Regions from separate parts of the Homo sapiens genome. Here region 1 is linked to region 2. The links are chromatin loops, found by intact Hi-C in ENCODE. Cell type or tissue: breast epithelium. All regions are shown on one strand. Links, peaks and the distances in the headings refer to the core of each region. The heading gives the core; the rest is flanking DNA.

Region 1 (2,910 bases), core at 174-2,673, 48 kb before region 2:
CTGCCTCATAAGTAGATGGCCTTAGTCCCAGTTTACATCTGTAGTGCATCTTTTTGATCTTAAGTGCCCTGTTGGACAATAAATTATATGATCACCCTACTAATAAGCCATTTTTAGATATGTGCTTTTTATCTTAAGAGAAATGAGAACAATGGAAGGGTTTTAAACAGACAGTAACAAAATCAGATTGTGAAAGTGTGTGTGTGTTGGAGGCAGGGTGTGTATTGCTTAATTTGAATGTTTTTGATGAGCTAATATGTTCATACAAGTCAAAACTTTAAAAAACACAAAAGTGAAAAATCTCCCTTCCACCCTGGCCCTCCTTCCACCCCTTCCACCCTACCTCACGGCCAACCCAATTTTCTTCCCTAAAAGCAACTGATACTATCAATTTCTTGTGTGCCCTTTCAGAATTTTGTTTTCCTTTTCTTTGAGATGGAGTCTCACTCTGTTTCCTAAGCTGGAGTACAGTGGCGCGATTTCGGCTCACTGCAACCTCCACCTCCCAGATTCAAGTCATTTTCCTGCCTCAGCCTCCCCGTAGCTGGGACTACAGGTGTGTGTCAGCGCGCCAGCTAATTTTTGTATTTTTAATAGAGACGGGGTTTCACCATGTTGGCCAGGCTGGTCTTGAACTCCTGACTTCTAGCGATCCGCCTGCCTCGGCCTCCCAAAGTGCTGGGAATACAGGCGTGAGCCACCATGCCCGGCCCCTTTCAGACATATTTAATGCATATAAAATTAATTCTTCTTTGCCTTTCAAATGTACCTATTGTTTTCTAATTCTTTATTTTCATTTAGTTTGCCTCCTTTTCTTATTCCTCTCACTATCTCTCATTGAGTTTCCACAGTATGTGTTCCCCTTTTACTGCTTCAGATTTGAGGCTTCATTTTTTAAGAGTGAAGGTTGGATAGTTTTCTTTTTTTCTTTCACTTCTTCCCCAAGCTCTGGCAGCTCAGGATTCATTTCCTCCCACTGTTTCATTACCTCTTCCCTCATCTCTCATGTGCGTGTTTTCTTTGTGGGGGAAATTACTTTGCTATGTTTTCTTAATTTTCTCGTTAAAATTGTCATCTGCTCCATGACAATGTTTTTTGATGAATCTTCTTTACCTGCTGTTTGCTGTTTGCTTTTTCTTTTTTCCTCCTTTGTTTCTTGTCAAAACTTTGTATATATTACTCATTATTGAAGAAGGTAATGTTTTTTCTTCCCCGTGGACCTCAGGTGTGAGAGAGGCCAAGATTGTCTTCCAGGTTGGCTAAATTTTCCTTATGACCCAGGGTTGATGTAAATTCACTGAGCCTTGAATTCTTTCCAACCAATGGCAAAGATTCCCCGAGGCAAAGTCTCTCCTCCCCTGTTGCCACAGAAACAGACCATTTCCTACAACTATGGCTTGTCTGAGTCCTGAGCCAGCAGAGCTCAGGCCACAGCACCTGCACCCGTTTTCTGCTGCTGCACACAAGGGCTCTGTGCATTCCGCATCCAGGTGTGCCCCTCCTCTTCTGGAGGATTCTTTTTCAGGCTGTCCCAGAGACTTTGCAGCACAGCATCCTTGCTCTATTTCTTCCTGCAACATCTCTGCTGAAGCTCTATTGCTTTTGGCAACTCTTCCGTCTATTTTGTGGTTTAGGTGTCTCCTACTTTTACTAAAAATGGAATTTGTGTTTTTATCGCTCAAGTCCTTTTTGCTTTTGGATTACTTCCAGAAAATGAAGGGAGGGTTACTAACTTTATGCCATCTTCAAACCAGAAGATCTTAGATTAGTAAGATCATGTTGGCCATGGCATGGAGAATGGGCTGGAGGTGGAGAGACTGGAGGTTGGAAGTCCAGTTAGGAGATTGCTCCTGCGCTGGGGAGTTGGTGTTAGGACAGAAGATCCAAGACGCGTTTCAGAGGTAACTGCTGAATCTTACTGGCTGGTTAGATGTGTGTTTGGGAGTGGGGGTGGATCAGGAAGAAACGGGATATTTCAGGGCTGGCTGCTGGAGGCTGCTTGCGATGTAACGTGGAGCTGGGCTTCCTGCCTGTTCTGCAGCTTCCTGCCACATTCCAGGCTGCATCTGTGTGGCTGGGCCCTCTGGGAAGGTCATAGGGAGTCCTAATGGGACAATGAGCTTCCCAGCCGTTCCCTTGAAGGTCCCTTGCAGATATCTGGATGAAACTCTTGGCTGGTGGAAACTTTCAAGAAGGCCTGAGGCAGTCAGAAGCCAAGTTGTGGTTTCAAAATTACCGGCCTATTCTCCAAGTCTCCCTGATGATGAGATCTCAAGATAAAAACAAGAAAACTGGGCGCAAAATGCTCTGTGGAACTGTTGATATCCCAGGGTTTCCTGCCAAGTCCTGGCTAAGGAACACAGGGAGGGAAAGGGGACCTAACAGAGGTCATAGAACCCACTCTCTGCCTCCATAGAGGCTTTCCAGGTCATCCAAACTACGAAAATTGAACAGAGAGCTTTCTCTCTCAGATTCTCCAGAGGGGGGAGACTCAGATTCTTTTCTTTAATCAGTCTGTAATAAGTCCTGAGTACTGGCTTTTTCCCCCCCTTAATGTACAACCAGGGTTGAGAACTGAGGGCTACACAATCTCAGAGATGATCAGAATTCAAAGTTAGGAATGTGCTGGCTCCACGTCTGTCCACTCTTGTGCAGTAACACAGCTGCCTGCCTGTGTCCAGGATGAAATGTCTTCAGTTCTGTTCCCTGGGATAGACTGACAGCTGTGGAAACAATGACCCAGATACTGTGTCTCCTCCTAGGATATGTTTCTTGACTCCGCTTATGTGGTTACTGCCAAACCTGGCCTCAGTGCCTTCTACACACAGTTTTGAAAACCAGGGCAATATTTCCAATCATCTAACAGAAGCTGCTCCTTATCAGTGATGTCTTTGGAAAGTTACCAGCAAT
Region 2 (2,910 bases), core at 289-2,788:
TGGAGGCTGAGATTGGAATAGCACAGCTACAAGGAATGCTGACAGCTGCTAGAAGCTAGAAGAGGCAAGGAAGTATTTACCCCTAGAGCCTCCAGAGGAAATGTGCCCTCTGGACACCTAGATTTCAGACTTCTGGCTTTTAGAGCTGTGAGAGAATCAATTTTTGTTGTTTTAAGTCACCAAGATTGTAGTAATTTGTTACATCAGCCACAGAAAACTAATACAGAGCCTAACATGCTTATTGGCTCAGACTCAGTAAACAAGGATGAGTTAGGATACAGGAGCCGCTGCTACAGCAAAGACCCCAGATAGCAATAGACAGCTTAAACACAATGGAAGTTTATTTCTATCTCATGTAAGAGTCTGAGCATAAGCAGTGAGGGCTGATAAGGTGGCTCCCAGGTGTCAGGGACCTGGCCTCCACCGTCACCTCAAATGAAGGTCAACCTTGTGGTTGACTGATTTAATATAGCAACCTGCCCCTCCCCTGCCCCCTGCACTGTATCTGTGCCCCAGCTCTTTCTTTTTCCCCATAGCACATCTTTTAATGTACAATATAGGTTGTTTGTATCATGTTTATTGTTTATTATATGTCTCCACCTGTTGGGCTGTAAACTCCACTGGGGCAGGGATTTTTGTCTTGCTTATTCACTAGTGTATCCCAAGTGCCTAGAATAGTTCCAGGCAAATGCCTGATGTGCAATAATAATTTTTTTTTTGCTTTGAGATGCTGAGGAGGGAAGATAGCTTGAGGCAAGGAGTTTGAGACCAGCCTGGGTAACATAATGAGACCCCATTTAAAAATGTTTTAAAAAAACATTTCTTTTTAAAAATAAGGCCAGGCGCAGTGGCTCACGCCTGTAATCTCAGCACTTTGGGAGGCCGAGGCAGGCAGATCACCTGAGCTCAGGAGTTTGAGAGCAGCCTGGCCAACCACAGCCAACATGGTGAAACCCCGTCTCTACTAAAAATACAAAAATTAGCTGGGCTCAGTGGTGGGCACCTGTAATCCCAGCTACTGGGGAGGCTGAGGCAGGAGAATCACTTGAACCCAGGAGCCGGTTGCAGTGGGCCAAGATTGCACCATTGCACTCCAGCCTGGGTGAGAGACCGAGACTCTGCCTCAATAAATAAATAAATAAATAAATAAATAAATAAATAAATAAATAAAATTAAAAATTAGCCAAGTGTGGTGGCCCACACCTGTAGTTCCAGCTACTCAAGAGGCTTGAGCCCAGGAGCTCAAGGCTGTAGTGAGCTATAATCGTGCCACTGCACTCTAGCCTGGGTGAGCCAGACCCTCTCTCTCTTTCTCTCTCTCTTTTTCTCTCTCTCTGCCCCCCCTCCATTCCACCTCTATTTCCTAATCTGATCTCTGAGAGGGACAGGAAAAGGCAGAACCAGGTTCAGAGTCCAGGCCTGTGACTCTCTTACTACCTACTTCTTGCTAGATCTCCCCTGCCCCCTGAAGTGGATTCCACCCTGCAGCACAGCCCTTCTGACTAATGGGAGCAGGGCAGAGGGCCAGTGAGCCTCTTTTGACCCTGATCCAGGGCCAGAGAGCATTGGAAGCAGAAGAGAATCTGAATTTCCTCATCCAACAAAATGAAAATGCCAACTCTGAAATCAAAAGTGATGAGAAGTAGAAAACCAAGTCTCAGAGCTCCTTGTCTGTACAGGCCATTTGGCTGACTGGCTGGGCACACAATCAAGAGAGAGAGAGAGACACAGAAAGAGAGAAAGAGATTGATTGAATGAAGTTGTCTCACTACTTTTTGTACTGGCAGGCACAGGGCAAAGCCACAATGTAGCCCGCACTCTTTCCCTGTATGGCTATAACCCGGAAGCTGCAAACATTGTATCCACTCACATCTTGGTAGCCAAAATTAGTCACATGGTCACATTTGACTGCAAAGGACACAGGCTTTATTCTGAGTGCTATGTGACCAGGCAAGTTCAGCAAGTCTGCTAGTAAAGGAAATGGGGAGAATGGGTTTTGGAAGAAAAACTATGAGTCTCTAGTCAAAATGATGGTTGAATAAAGATTATGTATTTCTAATAAGCGCCTGGCGGAGTCCAATTCAGGGGGATAGGAGCACTGAAAAAAATCCACATCAATTTCACAATGTGTCTAAGACAAAATTCAGAAAGAATATTCAATGTATTCATTTTACAGCTGAGAAAACTGAGACTAGAGGGTGAAATGACTTGCCCAAGGACACCTAACCAGAGAGAAATCTCGCGTGTCTAATTCCACACTGAATCTTCTTCCCTTCTAAGCACACCCCTTCTCCTGAAGGATGCGGCCCGTGAGAAGGACAATACTTCAGTCCAGGGATTTTCAGCATGAGGACTTCCAGCATCCGCATCATCTGTGAACTTCTTAGAAATGCAAATTCTCAGGCTCCCACCTAGACAGGGGAGAGGGGGCAGCAATGTGCATTTTAACAGGAATCCAGGTGATTCCCATGCGCCCTAAAGTTTGCTTTAGGCAAAAGATTGAACCTCTAATGGGGCAATTTTCAGAACTCACGGCAGCTTTAGGGATGTTCTTTTCTGTGACTCCTCAAACAGCGTGTCATGCTCTGGGAGATCATTTAGGGGCTGGGCAAGCAGAGGGCTACTAAGATGAACAGAAGGAACTGAGGCCACACATAGGTGCCTTCTACTGGAGGAAGTAGTTACTGTGGAGCCAGGAAGGCCCATGGCTTAGGCCCAGAGCAGCACCTAGTCTCATTCCTTAGCAACTCAGACTTAGACCCTTTCTTAGCCAGTGGTTGGCTGGGCTGTTCAACAATGTCAGCCTCTTTTTCTTCCAGTTTCTACAAACCAGCTTCTTTTCCCTCTAGACAGTGTCTGAAGATTTTCACTGCCCCTTTTCTCTTCTGTTTCTTTTATTTTTCCTTTTGC

The links. A loop is a pair of places that touch in the nucleus more often than their neighbours do. Peaks named below come from ENCODE experiments on the same cell type or tissue, not always from the same donor. Only the 100,000 strongest peaks of a DNase experiment are listed, where the experiment ranks them.
Region 1: it touches region 2 in a loop (14-fold over the local background); 6 of 110 quality-filtered maps call a loop at or near these places.

The regions. Positions count from the first base shown.
Region 1 is chr15:69,079,476-69,082,385 of GRCh38, forward strand. EWSAT1 (Ewing sarcoma associated transcript 1) reads left to right here and starts at 1,375. Exons shown (of 4, transcript NR_026949.1): 1 at 1,375-1,901. In breast epithelium, for the core only: no CTCF peak of the experiment used is centred there; DNase peaks (open chromatin) are centred at 1,421 and 2,076; H3K4me3 peaks cover 1,000 bases; H3K27ac peaks cover 2,060 bases.
Region 2 is chr15:69,127,350-69,130,259 of GRCh38, forward strand. No RefSeq gene overlaps it. Among named protein-coding and RNA genes, the nearest start is that of GLCE, 32 kb to the right of the region's middle. In breast epithelium, for the core only: no CTCF peak of the experiment used is centred there; a DNase peak (open chromatin) is centred at 1,762; H3K27ac peaks cover 1,556 bases.